Regions from separate parts of the Homo sapiens genome. Here region 1 is linked to region 2. Evidence: chromatin loops called from intact Hi-C (ENCODE). Cell type or tissue: endothelial cell of umbilical vein. All regions are shown on one strand. Links, peaks and the distances in the headings refer to the core of each region. The heading gives the core; the rest is flanking DNA.

Region 1 (9,154 bases), core at 4,376-6,875, 190 kb before region 2:
AGCAGTTATTTAGAATCGTTCAGAAAGAACCTGCCGAGCCTCATCAATAGAGGTAATTTAGCCAGTGGCTCTAAAAATGCTAAGCTACATTTCCTGTCTCAATGGAGAACATCTATGCTATAAAAGAAATGTATTCAGATACTCTTGGTTATAACATTACAGTATCTGATTTAATCTCAGCATCGCTAATTGCATAATGTTATCTGTTAAAATAAATTAAGGTGGTTGATTTCTCATTATAAAACATTTTATTGCAGTGCGAAGTGAGGACTTTAACTAGTTTTCACAACTTGAGCCTCTGTCAAAAGATTTTCCAATTGCTTGGAAAGTATGAGAATAAAGTATGGGAATCTTAAAGTGCACTAACCTCTTTGTGTTATTTGTGACCATAAGTTCCCCTGTTGAAGAGTTTAGGACTTATTTTTCCATGTTTCTCTAGCATCACTGCAGTGCCTGGCTTAATAAATGTAGGTTGAATAAAAATTCATATAAGAATGAATTTTTAAAGAGTCAGATGTTTTTGGCATGCCTTCCACTGTGGAAGGACTATGTGGTGTAACATCATAGTTAAAAACCTAGGCTCAGGAATCTGGCAGACGCAAATGTATGTCTCAGTATTTCCATTTACTAGTGGTGTGATCTTAGACAAGTCACTCAACATTTCCTGGTCTCGGTTTCCACAGCTGTAAAATGGGGTGGATAATGGTACCTGCTGATGTCTGCAAAACCAACATCACAGTACCTGGCATATTGTAACAACACCATAAGTGTTAGCTGTTCAAGGAGCATGCAGTTTAATAGAAGAGATAAGCTATCAATACCTATATTTTAAGGCAGAATGTAATGCTATAAATGAATTGAGACAATGATCTGTGTATATTTGGAAGAAATAAACTTCCCATCTGCTATAGGAAAGCAGACAAAGCTTTGGAAAGAGGTGAAAGCTGAGAGCATGGATGGGATTTTGAGAAGTGAATGAGTGGGAGGACACACCAGGTTGTGAGGATAGCAGGAACAAGAGTGTGCTAGGAGTCAGGAGCTTATAGCAATTGGAGGAAGGTCATGGGGCTAAGGGCCTCTACACAGGCTGGAGCTAAGGGTTTTGACTGCCAGGTCTAACTATGCCTTGATTTGGTCAAAATGAGATGTCATTTTCTTTGATGGAGTAAAAGTAAAGCTTTAAAATGTGGGCAGTACATCTCGCTGGAACTGCCTGAGTGCTCCAAGTGCCATTGTTCTCCCTCTGGCATTTCAGCAGCACTCAGCTTACCCAGCTGCTGGCATCCTTAAGGTTTTGTGACCTGGTGGGTGACGTTTATTTGGTCTCGCTACAGAAAATGTAGGAATGGTGATTTGCGTAAATTCTTTTTTTTTAAAAAAAGTATTGTAACATGGCCTGGCGCGGTGGCTCACGCCTGTAATCCTAGCACTTTGGGAGGCCGAGGCGGGCGGATCACGAGGTCAGAAGATCGAGACCATCCTGGCTAACACGGTGAAACCCCGTCTCTACTAAAAATACAAAAAACAAAATTAGCCGGGCGCGGTGGCAGGCGCCTGTAGTCCCAGCTACTCACAAGGCTGAGGCGAGAGAATGGCGTGGACCCGGGAGGTGGAGCTTGCAGTGAGCCGAGATCGCGCCACTGCACTCCAGCCTGGGCGACAGGTATTGTAACACTTTAATATATGGCATATAATTATTGAAAGTTGTGTGGCATAAGAAAACAGGTCTGCATAGTAGTTATCCTGAAACACACGGCATAAAGGAGTTTTGGCCAGGCACAGTGGCTCATCCCTATAATCCCAACACTTTGGGAGGCTGAGGTAGGTGGATCACTTTGAGTCCAGTTCAAGACCAGCCTGGGCAATATGGCGAAACTCTGTCTCTACAAACAAATACAAAACGTTAGCCAGGCATGTAGACCCAGCTACTCGGGAGGCTGAGGTGGGAGGATCGCTTGAGCCAAGGAGATGGAGGTTGCAGTGAGCTGTGATGGTGCCACTGCACTCCAGCTTGGGTGACAAAGCGAGACCCAAAACAACAACAACAACAACAAAATGAAGTTTTACCCTTTTAAAAATTTTTAACAGGCATTGCATTGTGGTACACCTGGAAGCCTGACTTTAATATGTCCATGTTGATATGAGGAATGACTGCACAGGCCTTTGACCTACCTCAAAGTTCCCATACAGACCAGAGAGTCTACATGAATCTTGGCTGAATCTTTGCAACATCAGTAATTCACTACATTAGTCACTTATTCAAGGGTCTTTCACAGATATAATTCTCTTTTGTCTTCACAACTACTGAGTTCGTGCTGTGGGTCCTTGGTGGTTCCCTTCCTCCTAGACCTGTCACCCAAAGCCCAGCTCATTCCTTGCCCCTGCCTGTCCTCTCTGGAGATGCACTAGAGGCTATTCCACTTGAACTCTGTGGCCAGTGCTGAGCCAAAGTGTGCCCAATGGTGGGTGTAGGATGGGAATGATGGGGCAGCTGCCTCTCTCCATAGTTCAGGTGTGGGGATTCATGAATTCTAAAGACCAGAAGGGGCAGGGAGTCAGGCAGCAGCTGCTTCCTTCTGTTGCTATTTCTTTCATAGCCTATCTTGTTGACTTCCGTGAAATGATGACCCAGGCACCACCTCTCTGGAGGGATGTGATACACTGAGCTGCCTTCTGCTGCTTGTGTCTCAGTTGGCCTGTCCATGAGGCTTGGCCATTTATTTTCATCCTGAGGAAGTAAAGGATAGAGGATCCGAACTCTGAGGAGCAGGAGGTGTGGAGAAAGGGTGTATTAACGTCCGTAGCAGGTATCAGCTATGCAAGGAAAATATTTAAAGCAGGGAATAGATTTAGGTTCTTTATCTATGAGGTGCCTGGATGCCTCTGATTTCCTGTTTTCAGAGTAAATTGTGTAATAGCTCATCATGAATAATATATAAAGACAATAATATCTAAGAATTATAAGGAAATTAAGAATATTGTAGGCAGGAAATTACAAATTTGTATGAGTACTCTGTATTTCTGAGTTTTTGAGTTCTTATTGAATAAATATAGACAATATTATCCATATTATTTTTACATAGTAGTTCCTTCTTGTCCAAGGCGATATGTTCCAAAACCCTCAGTGGATGCCTCAAACTGCGGATAGCACCAAATCCTATACGTATATGTTTCTTCCTACAAATATGTATACACATATACCACACACATACACCTATATAAAGTCTAACTTATAAATTAGCTACAGTAAGAGATGAACAACAACAATAATAAAATAGAACAATTATAACTATATACTACCATAAAAGTTATATAAATTTGGTCTCTCAACATATTTTACTGTGCTGTACTCGCCCTTCCTGTGATGATGTGAGATGACAAAATGCCTACATGGTGAGAGGAAGTGAGGTGAATGACGTGGGCATTGTTGACGTAGCGTTAGGCTACTATTGACCTTCTGCAGGTGGCATATACAGCATAGATACATTAGACAAAGAGGTGATTCATGTATTGGGCGGGATGGAGTGGGATGGCATGAGATTTCATCCCACTACTCAGAATGGTGTGCAACTTAAAACTTAGGTATTGCCTCCCTCCTGTATCATTGGTTTTTCCTCTCTTTTGGATAATTTCATTAGCATAGAATTATGCCATAATATCTTTTGTCCTCAAAATGAAACTTCCTTGACCCCATATGTTTCCCAGATGCTGTTCCATTTCTTTATAGCTCCCACTCCCTTTTACAATGAAACTCTGGAAAGAGTTGCCCACACTCATCAAATATTGTTTTCCCACTCTCTCTCTAATCTAACATGGCCTCCATCTCTACCACTGTACTGAAAACATTCTTCTTAAGGGCACTGGTTACCTTTATTATGACAAATTTAGTGGTCAGAATTCAGTTCCAACTTTGCTGGACCACATTCAACACAGTGAATTGGTGTCTTCTTGAAACACTTTCTCTGTTTATCTCCTTGTTCTTATCACTCTTTCAAGGTGCTCCTCCTACCTTACTCACCACTCCTCCCTTGCTAGCTAGTCCTTTTTCTTTCTTTTCTTTTCTTTTTCTTTTTTTCTTTTTTTTGAGATGGAGTCCCGCTCTGTCGCCAGGCTGGAGTGCAGTGGTACAATCTCGGCCCCCTGCAACCTCCGCCTCCTGGGTTCAAGTAATTCTCCTGCCTCAGCCTCCCAAGTAGCTGGGACTGCAGGTGCATGCCACCATGCCCAGCTAATTTTTGTATTTTTAGTAGAGATGAGGTTTCACCCTTGTTGGCCAGGATGGTCTTGATCACTTGACCTTGTGATCTGCCTGCCTTTGCCTCCCAAAGTGCTGGGATTACAGACATGAGCCACTGGGCCTGGCCCCTTTTTCTTCTTCATGATTTCTACATGTTGGAATGGGCAGGGCATGGTGGCTCATGCTTGTAATCCCAGCACACTGGGAGGCCAAGACAGGAGGATTACTTGAGCCCAGGAGTTCAAGACCAGCCTGGGAAGCATAGCAAGAACCTGTCTCTACAAAAAAATAGAAAATTAGCTGAGTGTGGTGGTACGTGGCTGTAGTCCTAGCTACTGGGGAGACTGAAGTGGGAGGAGTGTGAGACTGCAATGAGCTCTGATTGCACCACTGCACTCCAGCCTGGGTGACAAAGTGAGACTCTGTCTCAGTGAATGAATGAATGAATAAATAAATGAATTTTGAAATGCCTGATGGCTCAGAACTTGGACCTTTCTTCTTCCTTATTTACATTGCCTCATTAGATGATCTCATATAATCTCATGGCTTTAACTATTATCTATGTGTCAAAGTCTCCCAAATGTATATCTCCAGTCTGAACTCTCAGAATTTTGGACTTGCATATCCAACTATCTATTCAACGTTTGCACATGGATGTCTCCTAGAGATCTCAAATTTAGCATGTTCAAAACCAAATGCTGGAATTCCACCCTTACTCTCCAAAGCTGCTCCTCTTCCAGATCTTCCACACATCACTAAAGAGCAGCTCCACTGCTCTAATTGCTCTGGTCAACCTTTGGAGTCATTTTTTACTGCTCTTTTTTCTCACACCCCACATTCAATCTAGTTGCAAGTCTTGAACCAGAAACTGACCACTTTTTACCTCCTTGGTTGCTATTACCCTGGCCCATCCCATCCTTTATCTTTCACTTAGAATGCTACAAAAGCCTCCTAACATCTCTCCATCTGTACACCCCTGCCTTTCTACTGCCTTTTCCCGATAGTGGACATGATCCTTTTCAAATATAATTCAGATTGTGTCCTTTCTCTGTGCAGAACCTCCTCGCCATGGCTTTCTATTTCATCCTGATTAAAAGCCAAGTTCTTATCATGACCTGCAAAGTCTCTCTGATCTCCTCCCTCCTGCTCTGTAACTTTCCTCCTTACTCTTTTTCCTCACTCACTGTAGTCCAGACGCACTGTCAGTTGCTGGACACGCTAAGCACACCTCCATCTTACAGAGCATTACCACTTGCTGTTTGTTTTTCCTCCTTTTTTCCATTCAAGGCCCCCCCATGACCACCCTGTAAAATAGCGCCCTCCCATTGAATTGTTCTCTAGCCTCCTTATCCTCATGTACTTTCCTGCTGAGTCCTTATCGCTGTCTGCCACATTATTCATAAACATTCTCTTAAAGCCTGCTTCTCCCACAAAAGTGATAGCGGGGCTTTGTTTTAGCTACCATATTTATTATAGTCCTAGTACCTGAAGAATGCCTGCACACTGTAGGTACTCAACAAATATTATGTGAATGAATAAATAATCAATTTTATTCCTCTCACATCTGCCCCATCCCTAGCAGACTTCTATTTCAGAGTCCTCTGAGATTTAAGGAATGGAATACATCCATTTTCTGCCTCTGTACAGCAAATTGATCTGTATTTATTCTCACTTTCTTTCTTCTCATCTTATATAAGATGGTGTTCTTTCTCCGCATTCTTCTTCTCTGACTCCACTTCCTTTTGTGTTCTCTTGCATGCTGATACTGCTCTGCAAGCCATTTCTTTTCTCTATGTCCTGTCCGTTTGTAAACATTTTCAAGTACCTCCCATCTTACCACAAAAACAAGCAAGAAAAATTTTCCTTAACCCTATATGCCTTTTAGCTACTCTCCTATTTCTTTTCTTCATGCACAGTTACTAAAAAGAGGTGTCTACTTGGGCTAGCAAATCGTCGGCACACATGTTTTCCACTGTTGCTGTCTGTAGACATTCCCTATCAATCCCACACCCTTTTCCCAAGTCTATAACCAGCCTCTGAACCTTTAAACATGTTATTCCAGGCAGTCGTTAATAACCAGAGTTCACACTTCATATAACGCCTGCTTGCCATCTACGGAGCTTATTCTTTTCTTAATTTCCTCACCTCACTGCTTAATCAATTACAATACAAATTCCAACTTTCTACTTGTTAAATGCAATGGACTCCTTGTTTTAATCAATTTGCCTTCTTGAAATTCTCTCCAATCTTGATTTCTGTAACTCTAATTTTGTTGTCATTGTTTTTAGGTTTTTTTTATCCTCAGTTTCCATTTTGGAACACTTTTCCTCTCCTACTCTTGAAATATTTACATTACATTACATTACCCCTAGTCAGGGGTTCTTAACCCAGGTGAATTATTTCCTAGAGAACCCGCGAACTAATTTAAGAGTATATGTGTGTGTGTGTGTGTGTGTGTGTGTGTGTGTGTGCAAAGTGTTTTATATGTGGATATTTCTAACCACTGCAGCTATAGCTTTTATCCAGTTCCTAAGAGGGCTAAGAATGACTGCTACTTTCTTTCTCGGGGTAATCTTGCCCAAGCCCATGGGCAGCCAGCATGACACAAGTGAGAGCTCAAAAGGGTCCAAGTCAAATAAACCCATGTTCATAGTTTGAACTTCCCCTTTTAGAAGCTGTTTGACTAAGGAAACGTTATTTAACCTCTCTGAAACTTGGTTTGTTCAACTGCAAAATGGTAGAAATGACCCCTAATTTGCAGGGTTATTGTAACAAAGAGAGATGACATTTGTAAAACTCTTGGTGTTGTGTAGTGGTCAGTAAGTGGTAGCTATTACGATTCAGCCACAAACATCTGGGTCCCTCAAGAACATAAGCTTGTCAGCTTGCAGAGCCTCTCCTCCCTCATTTTAAAACAGGCTTCATTTTTAGGATTCTGCTTTAGTGAAGCAGTAAGCATGATGTGACTCATGCATTATAAATTAATTGACTCTCTGGGTGTTAGAAATCTGCTAGCATGCATTTATTAATGTGAAACATCTAGGACAGCTGCAGAGAGCATTGTCAAGTCTGTCTTTGTGCACAATATTTAGAAAATCAGAATTGGGCACATATAAATTTAATCAGACTGAAAGATGTTTATAAATTGGCTTCCAGTATTTATCTGGAACAATCAACATAGCACACATTAAGAATGTTATTAAACATAGCAGAAACCAAATTACTCAATATATACAGTGTAATAAAAATTGGTAGGGCAGTAAAAATTGCCTAGGTATGTGTTTTTAAAGCAATGGAAGCTGAGCAGGTCTCTTTTCAGAGGTACTTCATATATGTTTATTGTATCCTACTAAACATGTCTGTAAAACTGATCATTTACTTACACCTTGATTGCCAATCCTGATTCCATGCCAGCTGGTGAAAAGGCTTGGATAAGCAAGATGTTTTAGAAGCTTGACAAACATTTATAGTCAAAAGTGTAAGTTATTTATACAACTCCATAAAATAATGCAGTTAAATTACAACCCAGATATTTTGGTTTGCAAAACAGCAAAGGATCCAAGGGCCTCTATGCCTAGCAGGGATCCCCAGTTGATGTGGAGTCATGACCTCTTCTCGCTGGTGTTTAACTGTATAACTCTTCTGCCCCTTTCTTTATTCCTACTTCCAAAAGTGATATGTGGCATACAGAAAGGTAGATTTAAAACCCTTACTTACTGAATTTTTGAGAGCATATCTTAAGCATTTTGCAACATTCTTCCAAGTAATTAAAAACACCCTGAATTGGAAGAAAGAAACTCGAATTCAAAAATCATTGACCTAGATCTTTGAGTAAATGACTAATATGGAAAAAAATTAACAACTTAATTAAGGGTTTAAAAGTTTTCTGCAGTTAATTAGTTATCATGTGACAATATATTTTTGTAATCATGAGATGGGGCTAGTAAAATTTAGAGAAGCATAAAAAACTTAAATAATAAAAATATTTACTTATAATCCTATCATCCGTAGGGAACCACTATTTTTGTACATGTTTTCTTTCTTCCTCTCTCCCTCTTCATCTCTTATTTTCTTTTCCTTCTCTTTCTTTTTTTAGATAGATTTATAACCATATGTCTGAATAAATATGTATATACACAAAAATTATGTCCTAGAAAATATATAATCTGTATTTTGTATACTACAGTATAAATAAGCATAATATATAAATATATATAAAGTTGATAATTGGAATAACACTGCATTTTTAGTGTTATAAAGAAATAGTCAGATATTTACAGATGCTCCTTAATTTATGATGGGGTTATGTATGTCCCAATAAATCCAGAGTAAGTTGAAAATGTTGTAAGTAGAAAATGCATTTAATACACCTAACCTACTGCCCATCATAGCTTAGCCTAGCTTACTTTAAATGTTCTCAGAACACTTACATTAGCCTACAGTAGGACAAAATCATCTAACACAAAGCCTATTTTATAATAAAGTATTGGCTATCTCATGTAATTTATTGAATACTGTACTGAAAGTGAAAAACAGGATAGTTGTATGGGTACTCACCATGAAATAACGTACACAGAAGAATGCCCGCTAGGCCTGAAGAATGTCTGAAGCATTGAACTAAAAATAATTGCTGGATGATGGACATCTTGCAGCAACAGGGTTATCAATCTCTCTCTTCTGAGAGGCTTGAGAATAGCGAGTAGAAGGGCATTACACTTGTTGATGGTTTAGCAGGCACAGTGTTCTTCTGGAAGACAGCAAGTTTTGACTGTATGGTTTGTTTCTTCTTTTCATTATATATTTCTCTTTATTGCAAGCAAGAGCATCCTGTATCTGCCATCAGCGCTTGTGAATCTCTTGTAATTGACATCCATTTCTGTAATTTCCAAAAGCCATTGCTAATAGTAGTAGCAAATA
Region 2 (9,154 bases), core at 4,229-6,728:
TCTGGGCCTTTTTCCCCATCTAGACTAAATCAATGCTTCCTACTCATGGATTTTTTTTTTTTTTTTTTTTGAGATGGCGTTTCGCTCTTGTTTCCCAGGCTGGAGTGCAATGGTGCAGTCTTGGCTCGCTGCAACCTCCGCCTCCTGGGTTCAAGTGATTCTTCCGCCTCAGCCTCCCAAGTAGCTGGGATTACAGGCACCCACCACCATGCCCGGCTAATTTTTGTATTTTTAGTAGAGACAAGGTTTCACCATGTTGGCCAGGCTGGTCTTGAACTCCTGACCCCAAGTGATCCGCCCGCCTCGGCCTCCCAAAGTGCTGGGATTACAAGCATGAGCCACTGCGCCCGGCCCTACTCTTGGATTTTAAGATGCCACCAAAAACCAGCCTGGTCATAATGACTAAGGATAATGCCACCAAGATATTTAATTTCATAAGTGATTCAGATATGCCATCACCATTGGATTAGGAGATGCCCAAGATGCTTTTGATTTCTAAAATGCAACAATTTATTTTGTCCATACAACTTAATTCTTACTTAAATCATAAGTTTCAGATAATTATAAAGTTGAAAAGACCTCATAGATATCTATGCAAGTTCCCTGATTTCATAGATGATAAACTTCAGGCCCAAACAGTTTAGGTTATTTGCCCCTAATTACACAGCTAGTTCATGACAGATCTGGGACTAGAACTTAGGTCCAGACTTGAAATTTGGTCTTTCTGTCACTGGATTTAACCTCAAGTACCTCAAGACCACGTGCTGAAAGTGCACACACATGCAAAGCCACGGATCTCAAATTAGTCACTGACTACTGAGCCTTGGCCTTAATATGGTGTCCTCAATCAATAGCATTCCCGGGATACTGTCTTACCAACACCAACACATTTGGACTTGCTATAGTGGCTGTACTGCAAACATCCTATCTTCAAAATCCTGAAAACTTTTTATGCCATGCCAGTGTGTTCATCATTTTGCAACCCCCTTTGAAAGTTCAAATATATAGCATGATTCCATGCATGAATCTAGCTCAGTGTTTCCCAGAATTTCCTGATAAGAATCACCTGGGAGACTTATTAAAGATACCCATTTCTGTGTTACCATGGACTGGGTGGGGCCCTGAACTCTTTATGTTTAACAAGCGCTACACTGACTTATATCATCAAGCAAGTTGAGTAAATACTGCCTAGGTTAAAAACCCCTTCTGCCATGTCAGTATAGCCTCTCCCCTTTCCCGCCCCCACCCAGCAAGACTCTATAGGGTATTTGTGTCTGAAATCATCTTTCTTTCACAAGCCCTTCAAGATTTTCTTGGCAAATTAATGTCTACGCTTAAAAGTTGAAAAGTATACAGGTCAGAACTTGATATCTAACATGCCGTTACTGATGGAAAATAGGTATACTGTATTCCTTGGTTTTTAAAAATGGAGTCAAGAATTTATCATTTACCGTGGCTTTTATAATGTCACGCTGAGTTAAATTCATACTTTCTTTATTCTAACACTGGGCAGATGGATAGTTAGTAAAACTACATCTAAGTTCTTTGATCTTCATATTTTCTCCTGGGATTGGTGATTTGTTGATTAGTCCATGTAGGGATCTGACTTGGCAAGGGCAGTGAATGAGGACTTGCTAAATGGCATTACTTCAAACATCAGCTGCTACGTTTTTAGTTCATTCCCTTGGGCAACATGCTTAAAGGCTTAAAATATCTGTCTATAACCCTGTCCTGCATATTCCAGTTTTCCATTCCAGCAGAGTGGGTTTTTTTTTCTACCGAATCTTCTTCAGCATCCTCCACTCGATTGTCTTTGAATTATTTGATCATAAAAATGTGGTATAACATGAATTTCCTTGAGATGGAACTGAAAAATTTAGGAATTCAACCATACATATTTTTATTGTAAGGAGCATACTTTCTTGGGAGTTTTGGTTTCTAGAATATTAATTGTTGATGTCAGTTTAGTAACTATTTTAACTTTAAAAATTAATGTTTCGTGCAAGACAAATCTAGCCTGACTCTGCTGTTTCCTAAAACTGGAATCTGCAACTATTTCAGAGACTGGCTCTCTTCTCTCACAGTTTAAACACCCATAATAGCAACCAAAATTGGCATTTGCTTTTGCATTTAGGGTGAACCAGGGTTAAATGGTGTTAAAGGATTGAAGGGTGAACCAGGTCAAAAGGGTGACAGAGGACCCCTTGGTCTTCCAGTAAGTAAAGAAAACTTTCCATTTTAGTGCAAATCTCAGATTTTTCTTTCTACCCTACATGATAACTCTGGTTTACTCAGCAGCTCGTACTGTTGAGGTTTCTGTAATTAGAAAACATATTATATTAGAGCAGAGCTCAGCCCAGTTTTGTTTTCTCTGATGTCTTCTCTTGTGTCAGAGGAAGACCCACAACAAACAATGCTATAAATGTCCTGTCATTCTTCAATTACATACATGCCAACCTTCCTCTTTTAGGGCTGACAATTCCTCTTCCATTGTCCCCTTCTTTTAAAAGTGTTGTGCTCATTATTTCATAGTTTCTCCCAAACACTTTTTATAATCTAGTGCAGTTTAAAATGCTTCCTCAACTGTTTTTTCTCCTTGGATACCAAAAACTGTAGCCCTCTGTTGGTGGCAGGTATGGAATTGGCCATTGTTGATGGAGTGAGGTCAATGCTGTGGCTCCTTACATTAATCAATCATATCATGTTCTACGTGTTTTATGTTGTTTGTTTTGAAAATTCCCTGTTATGAGGTTCTTGTGGCAATAGTGAGTCGTATAAAAGAAGTATTTTGCAGTTGTTTAGAGATTTTTATTTTTAATGAAGAAGGAATCTCCCCCAGGCTCTTCATTTTCTTTATGTCAGCCTTCTTTCCACAACAACTAAATGGAGATTTTTTTAAATTGTTATTAAATACGAGGCTTTAATTTCAAGCCTTTAATATGCTATCTATTTGGTGAATACAGATACAAATCAACAAAGAACAATATAGATTACATTAGTAAAATATGACATAAAATCAGTAACAGAATATAGTTTATACACAATTTGAAATGTGGGAGGAAAAAAAAGCTGATGACCACTTTTTCATTTTTGCCATGGTTATTATACTTCACGCTAGTTGATAGCAAGTGCCTTACATACATCCACCATATGATGGTCAATAGTTATTTATTTATTGAATGACTGATATAAACCTTGTATTAAAATATAGGTTTATTTTATTTATTTATTTTTGAGACAGAGTCTCTCTCTGTCACCCAGGCTGGAGTGCAGTGGTGCCAACTTGGCTCACCACAACCTCCATCTCCCAGGTTCAAGCAATTCTCGTGCCTCAGCCTCCTGAGTAGCTGGGACTACAGGTGCATGCCACCATGCCCAGCTAAGTTTTCTATTTTTAGTAGAGACAGGGTTTCGCCACGTTGGCCAGGCTGGTCTCAAACTCCTGACCTCAGGTGATCCACCCGCCTCGGCTTCACAAAGTGCTAGGATTAAAGGCATGAGCCACCAGCCCAGCCTAGAATATAGGTTTAATCACACCAGTTAGATCAATGGACCATAGGCATAAAACCTCTATAATATATGTGAGTCATTATTTCAGCATTCTAGGTAGATATAATATTATCAGTGTAAAATTATTACAGTTTCCCCATTTATTTTCTTTTTTCTTTGTTTGAGACAGTGTCTCACTCTGTCACCCAGGCTAGAGTCTAATGATACACTCACAGCTCACTGCAGCTTCAAAGTCCTGGGCTCAAGCGCTTTATTTTTAAAAATATTTTATAGAGATTGGGTCTCGCCATGTTTCCCACGCTGATCTCTAACTCATGGCCTCAAACAATCTTCCCGCCTCGGCCTCTAAAAGCTCTGGGATTATAGCTGTGAGCCACTATGCCTGGCCTACATTTGTTTTCAAATGTTATAATGTAACTGAAGAAGGTATCAAAAGGCAAAAGAAAGTTTGGATTTTCTATTTTATTTAAACTTTCAATCTGATTTATTTAAAGTCTGCCCTTTTTTAAAATTTAGGGCTATTGATAATTTTTATGCAACATTTAGCTAACAGCTGTACCTATGCTAGCCTTAAACAAATGAACAACAATATATATTTTTATTGTAATTATTGCTAACAAAAGACGTATGTAAGGCCGGGCACGGTGGCTCATGCCTGTAATCCCAGCACTTTGGGAGGCCGAGGTGGGCGGATCACCAGGTTAGGAGATCAAGACCATCCTGGCTAACATGGTGAAACCTGTCTCGATTAAAAATACAAAAAATTAGCCAGGCTTGGTGGTGGGTGCCTGTAGTCCCAGCTACTCGGGAGGCTGAGGCAGGAGAATGGCATAAACCCGAGAGGCAGAGGTTGCAGTGAACTGAGATCGCGCCACTGCACTCCAGCCCGGGCAACAGAGCGAGAGTCCGTCTCAAAAAAAAAAAAAAAAAAAAAAAAAAAAGACGTATGTAAGCCGGGCACTGTGGCTCACACCTGTAATCCCAGTACTTTGGGAGATGGAGGCAAGTGATCAGTGGAGATCAGGAGTTCGAGAACAGCCTGGCCAACATGATGAAACCCTGTCTCTACTAAAAACAAAAATTAGCCGGGTGCGATGGCGCATGCCTGTAATCCCAGCTACTCGGGAGGCTGAGGCAGGAGAATTGCTTGAACCTGGGAGGTGGAGGTTGCAGTGAGCCAAGATTGTGCCATTGCACTTCAGCCTGGGCAACAAGGGTGAAACTCCATCTCAAAAAAAAAAAGAATGTATGTATTTTGCAGTTATAGTATGGCTCATGGATTATACAGAAGAAATTTTAAAATAAAAACTCAAAATACTCAAAATGTATGTAGAATAACATCATTGGTAGAGTTTTCATCTGGAATAGATTTTTTTTTCCATTCTGTATTATTAACTGCATCTGAAGCATAAAATTGGGAAATAGTTCTGCAATCTTGACAATAGAATTTTTAGGGCCAGTGCATTTTCTTTCTTAAATACTCCTTGGTCTAACCAATATTTTTAAAGGACTATAAATAAATATTTGGGCTTTGAGACACAAAAACCATATTAAAGAAATAATTGTACTTATTCTTGAAACAAGCATTGAAAATGCCATTGTTTAATCATACGCTATTTATTTGTAGCCTAGAGTTCAAAGTGAAGAAAAGCATGCATTGTCTGAGAACATTCGATTTTTAAAGTTATTTCCCCCATCAGGCTTTGATGCAAAGATTATTTGAAGGAATTGAGAAACAATTTAGTTTGGAAGTTATTTTTTGCTTGGTCGCACACATTGTTTTCTGGCTTTTTCCCTTTCCTAGAAGTCCCTCTAGTGGAAAGTAGTGTGAACAGTAGGAACAACCCAGAAAACAATGAGTAATTATTGTTCATGTAAAATCCACTAAGAGTCATCCTAACATGTGAAAACCCTGTATTTGTTATTCATAAATACTGTTTTAACAAGTATAACCAGAGCTCTTTCTTCTCCTCTGAAATGCTAAATTTGATTGATTATTATAATGAGCGCTTTTTTAGGAAATTACCGTTCTTTTCTCTTCAGAACCTAAAGAAATATATGGTGAATAGCACAGTCTTTAGAAAATGAATTTCATATGGAAATTAGATAGAAGCCTGCAACTGTTATGAGTAACTACTTTGTAGCCCAGTTTATACACTTCATTAGCTTGATTTCTAAATAAGAACTTGTCAAATAGAAATGTCATTAAAATGCCATCATCTGTGGGGTGTTTGTCATGTGTTTTTTTTTTTTAACTAACAATTTGTAGCAATGTGATATTCATCCCAGAACCCTGTAACTGCGTATTATGTTGTTTGAAGTGTTACATTTGTTCATCGGTACCTCATACTAATCTCTGTTCTTGTCATTCGTGTTACACCCACCAACCCTGCTACCAACCAAATCACACAGGGAGCATCTGGCTTAGACGGAAAGCCAGGATCCCGGGTGAGTCAGTCCCTTGTCTTGCTCTGACATGTTTTGTGGCTGTGAATCATGTGCTTCAGCACAGACCCCTTTGCTCCATGTCCTCTCATCAAATGATGAGGGTGTACTTAGAGCTGGAGTAAAAGGGGAAGGTGGACAAAGATGGCGGCAAAAGGGGGAAAGGTGGACAGAGGACGGTTGCAACTCTGTCCGGAGAACAGCTAAACTGCCAGAATGTCTTTGTGAAGCTCGTGTTCAAGTCTGGATAATTTGCTAGGTGGGAAGAATGACCAGACTAATGGGCTTCATTGTCTTAGAATTCCACATGAATTTTTCCAGAACCAATAGACAGACATCCCCTACAATTCCATGAGAGCGGCCCTCTGAAGAGATTAAAATAATGTGAAATTATTGTAACTTGCTTTTCCTTTTAGACTGATGTCCATCAAATGTAACTTCTTCCTTGGCACTAACTTTCAATTTCTGTTCATAGAAATGACTTGTCTGTCTTCTGTCATTTTGTCTTTTTTTCTTTGGTTCTTAACAGCTCCAGCTCTTAAATTTCAGCTACAGATACTCAGTATTTAGAAGTCTTCTGAAGGTGAACTTTGAATTCAGGCAGTAAGAAAAATATCAGTTAAGCTGATGAGAATTCAGCAACATTAGAATGAATTTAAAACTCTGAATTCTTTCTTATCACAAAGCTCTCACAGAATAAACCAGAATAGTAGAACAGAAATGGGAATACTAAAGAAAAATCATGCTGGAATAGTTCCTACATTTGCAAATATTATAATCAATTTTTTATGAATCTAAGCATAGTCATACTGGAAATGAGCAAGTATACTTGAAGTCCTGGCTACAGTTTTAAGAATCTAAAAGAAATTCCCATCTTTTCAATTCTAAAAACTTGTTTCAGGCAATCATTATTTTCACTGGACCTCAGCGTTCTTACATTCATTCAAATATCACCTCTTCTACTGCAGAAATCCTAATCCTGAACTAACCAGGGGGACAAAGGGGAATTATACCTTTAAGTCATCTTGGCTGCCTGGTTTGTGAGTTGTAAGCCTAGTGACTGGCCACTGCCGCAGAATCTGTAAGAATGATTCCTTTCCTGTAAGCCCCTGCTGCCCCCAACAGAGCTGCAGGAAGTTTTTGGATTGAACAGTTACACACTGTTTTCATTTACTTAATAATTTTCTTCTACTTGTGTAACAGTTCAAGCCTCTTAAACAGCTGAAAACAAGAGTTCAGAGCACGCCCGGTTAAGGGTGGCAGTGGGTGTAGAGAAAGGGCTTGAGGAAGAGGTGACAGGAAGGAAAAACAATTACATTTTTCTTCTTAAGATTATGGGGCAAAGTGAAGATGCTTTATTTATTTATTTATTTATTTATTTATTATTTTTTGAGACGGAGTCTCGCTCTGTTGCCCAGGCTGGAGTGCAGTGGCACGATCTTGGCTCACTACAGTCTCAGCCTCCCGAGTAGGGGAATGCAGGCACCCGTCACCATGCCCAGCTAATTTTTGTGTTTTTAATAGAGACGGGGTTTCACCATGTTGGCCAGGCTGGCTGGCTTCAATCTCCTGACCTCAGGTGATCCACCCACCTCAGCCTCCCAAAGTGCTGGGATTACAGGCTTGAGCCACCGCACCCAGCCAGTGATGCTTTATTTAGTCAGAGGAAAAAGATATAATTAAATATGATATGCAGCTTTTCGTGTGTGCCTTTCATTGAAACATGCAGTTATATACTTCATCCTTTTTGCATGAGTTTCTTGAAAACCGCTGGCCTGAAATAATCAAGCATAAAGCACTTTGAAAGGAGATGAGTTGTCTTACTGATATTCTTAGGCACCATTCACCTAGGAAAAATCCAGGATAAATTATAACTGCTATTCTTGCAGCCCTTGTGATATATCTCATATTATCTTTTTTTTAGGGTACAGATGGTCCTATGGGACCCCATGGCCCTGCAGGTCCCAAAGGAGAAAGAGTAAGTTGTTGCTGAGGTTATTAAGCTTGTACTAAAGAAAACACAGAGCATGGCTTTTCCATATTAATTTAACTGTTCATTTTTCAGAAGAAATAAAGGGCTATCTAATATTAAATAAAAAGAGATACCATCCTAAGTTCTATTCAGAGTCCTAATATTGAGAGAAGAAAACCACAGAGCATAAAATAGAACACGGCTGCCTTAATAAAAACAATACATACATTTACATAGCTAAAATAAATAGCTCAGATGATTCTTCCTTCACCCATAAGGAAGATATTTTCATTTGGCCTTTATCCAGAAAGTCGAAGTCAATGGAGCTAAAATTTCCGGAGTATGTATTCTGGTTGATAATCTTTTATATAAAGCTACTGTACTCATTCAGAGCAGGTTATAACTTTTTTCCAAAGGAAATAATGAAACCTAAGTATTCTTTTCTGCACAGTTACAAATGCTCCCCCTTTTTTAAAGCTAAAGGATAGGCTGTTTTTCTTTAACCATAAGGAAATAATTTCAGTGCATTATAAAATGAAAACCTTTCACTAACCTCTCTATTGCTAGGCCATGTTTCCATATCTTTTGGGGGAAAAAAGACATTCAGAATGGAAGATAAATGGTCATCTGTCTGGAACTTTCTTCTCTCTTCTCCCTCTCATGCATGCGCTCTCTCTCTCTCTCTCTCTCTCTCTCTCCCCCTCTCTCTCTTTCTGTTTTTCTCCCACTATTTCTTTTCCTCACCTTGGAAATCTTAGAATTATTTTTGTGTGTCTGAGTGGAATTATGTCATCAATTTCCCTACCATCCAGGAGAGGATATAAAGAAAGTATTTTAATAGTGAAGTCTTCAAAATGTCGGAATGATTCACTGTGCAAGTTTGTGGTCTTTTAAAAACTAGATAGATTTTCATCAGTCTGAGATAATTTGCTTTAAAAAAAGAGGGCCAGTAGTCATTTCTTTAACATACCTTCCAATTCCATAATTCTGTGTTCTGTAGAGTGATCTCATTCATTCAGGAAATATTTACCAAATGCTACTATGTGCAAAGCATGGTATTACTAGTGTGAAATGGAAACTCTCCTCCCACTTAGGTAAAGCCTATTTTGCTAATTTGCTTCAGTACATTGAATAATACCATTATAATTGATTAATTATCTCTTGGTCTTTTATTAATATTTTTATTAATATTTATTAATATATACTGAATGCTGCAAAAAAAACAGC

The links. Peaks named below come from ENCODE experiments on the same cell type or tissue, not always from the same donor. Only the 100,000 strongest peaks of a DNase experiment are listed, where the experiment ranks them.
Region 1: it touches region 2 in a loop (2.0-fold over the local background); 2 of 110 quality-filtered maps call a loop at or near these places.

Annotation. Positions count from the first base shown.
Region 1 is chr4:109,023,655-109,032,808 of GRCh38, reverse strand. The region is part of intron 5 of COL25A1 (collagen type XXV alpha 1 chain); the gene reads left to right. It overlaps LOC124900756 (a long non-coding RNA gene), which reads right to left. Exons shown (of 3, transcript XR_007058225.1): 1 at 8,795-9,154. Among named protein-coding and RNA genes, the nearest start is that of ETNPPL, 270 kb to the right of the region's middle. In endothelial cell of umbilical vein, for the core only: no CTCF peak of the experiment used is centred there; DNase peaks (open chromatin) are centred at 5,608 and 6,058; H3K27ac peaks cover 1,754 bases.
Region 2 is chr4:108,831,159-108,840,312 of GRCh38, reverse strand. COL25A1 (collagen type XXV alpha 1 chain) reads left to right here. Exons shown (of 38, transcript NM_198721.4): 32 at 7,880-7,933. Among named protein-coding and RNA genes, the nearest start is that of ETNPPL, 73 kb to the right of the region's middle. In endothelial cell of umbilical vein, for the core only: a CTCF peak has its summit at 5,355; a DNase peak (open chromatin) is centred at 5,322; H3K27me3 peaks cover 599 bases.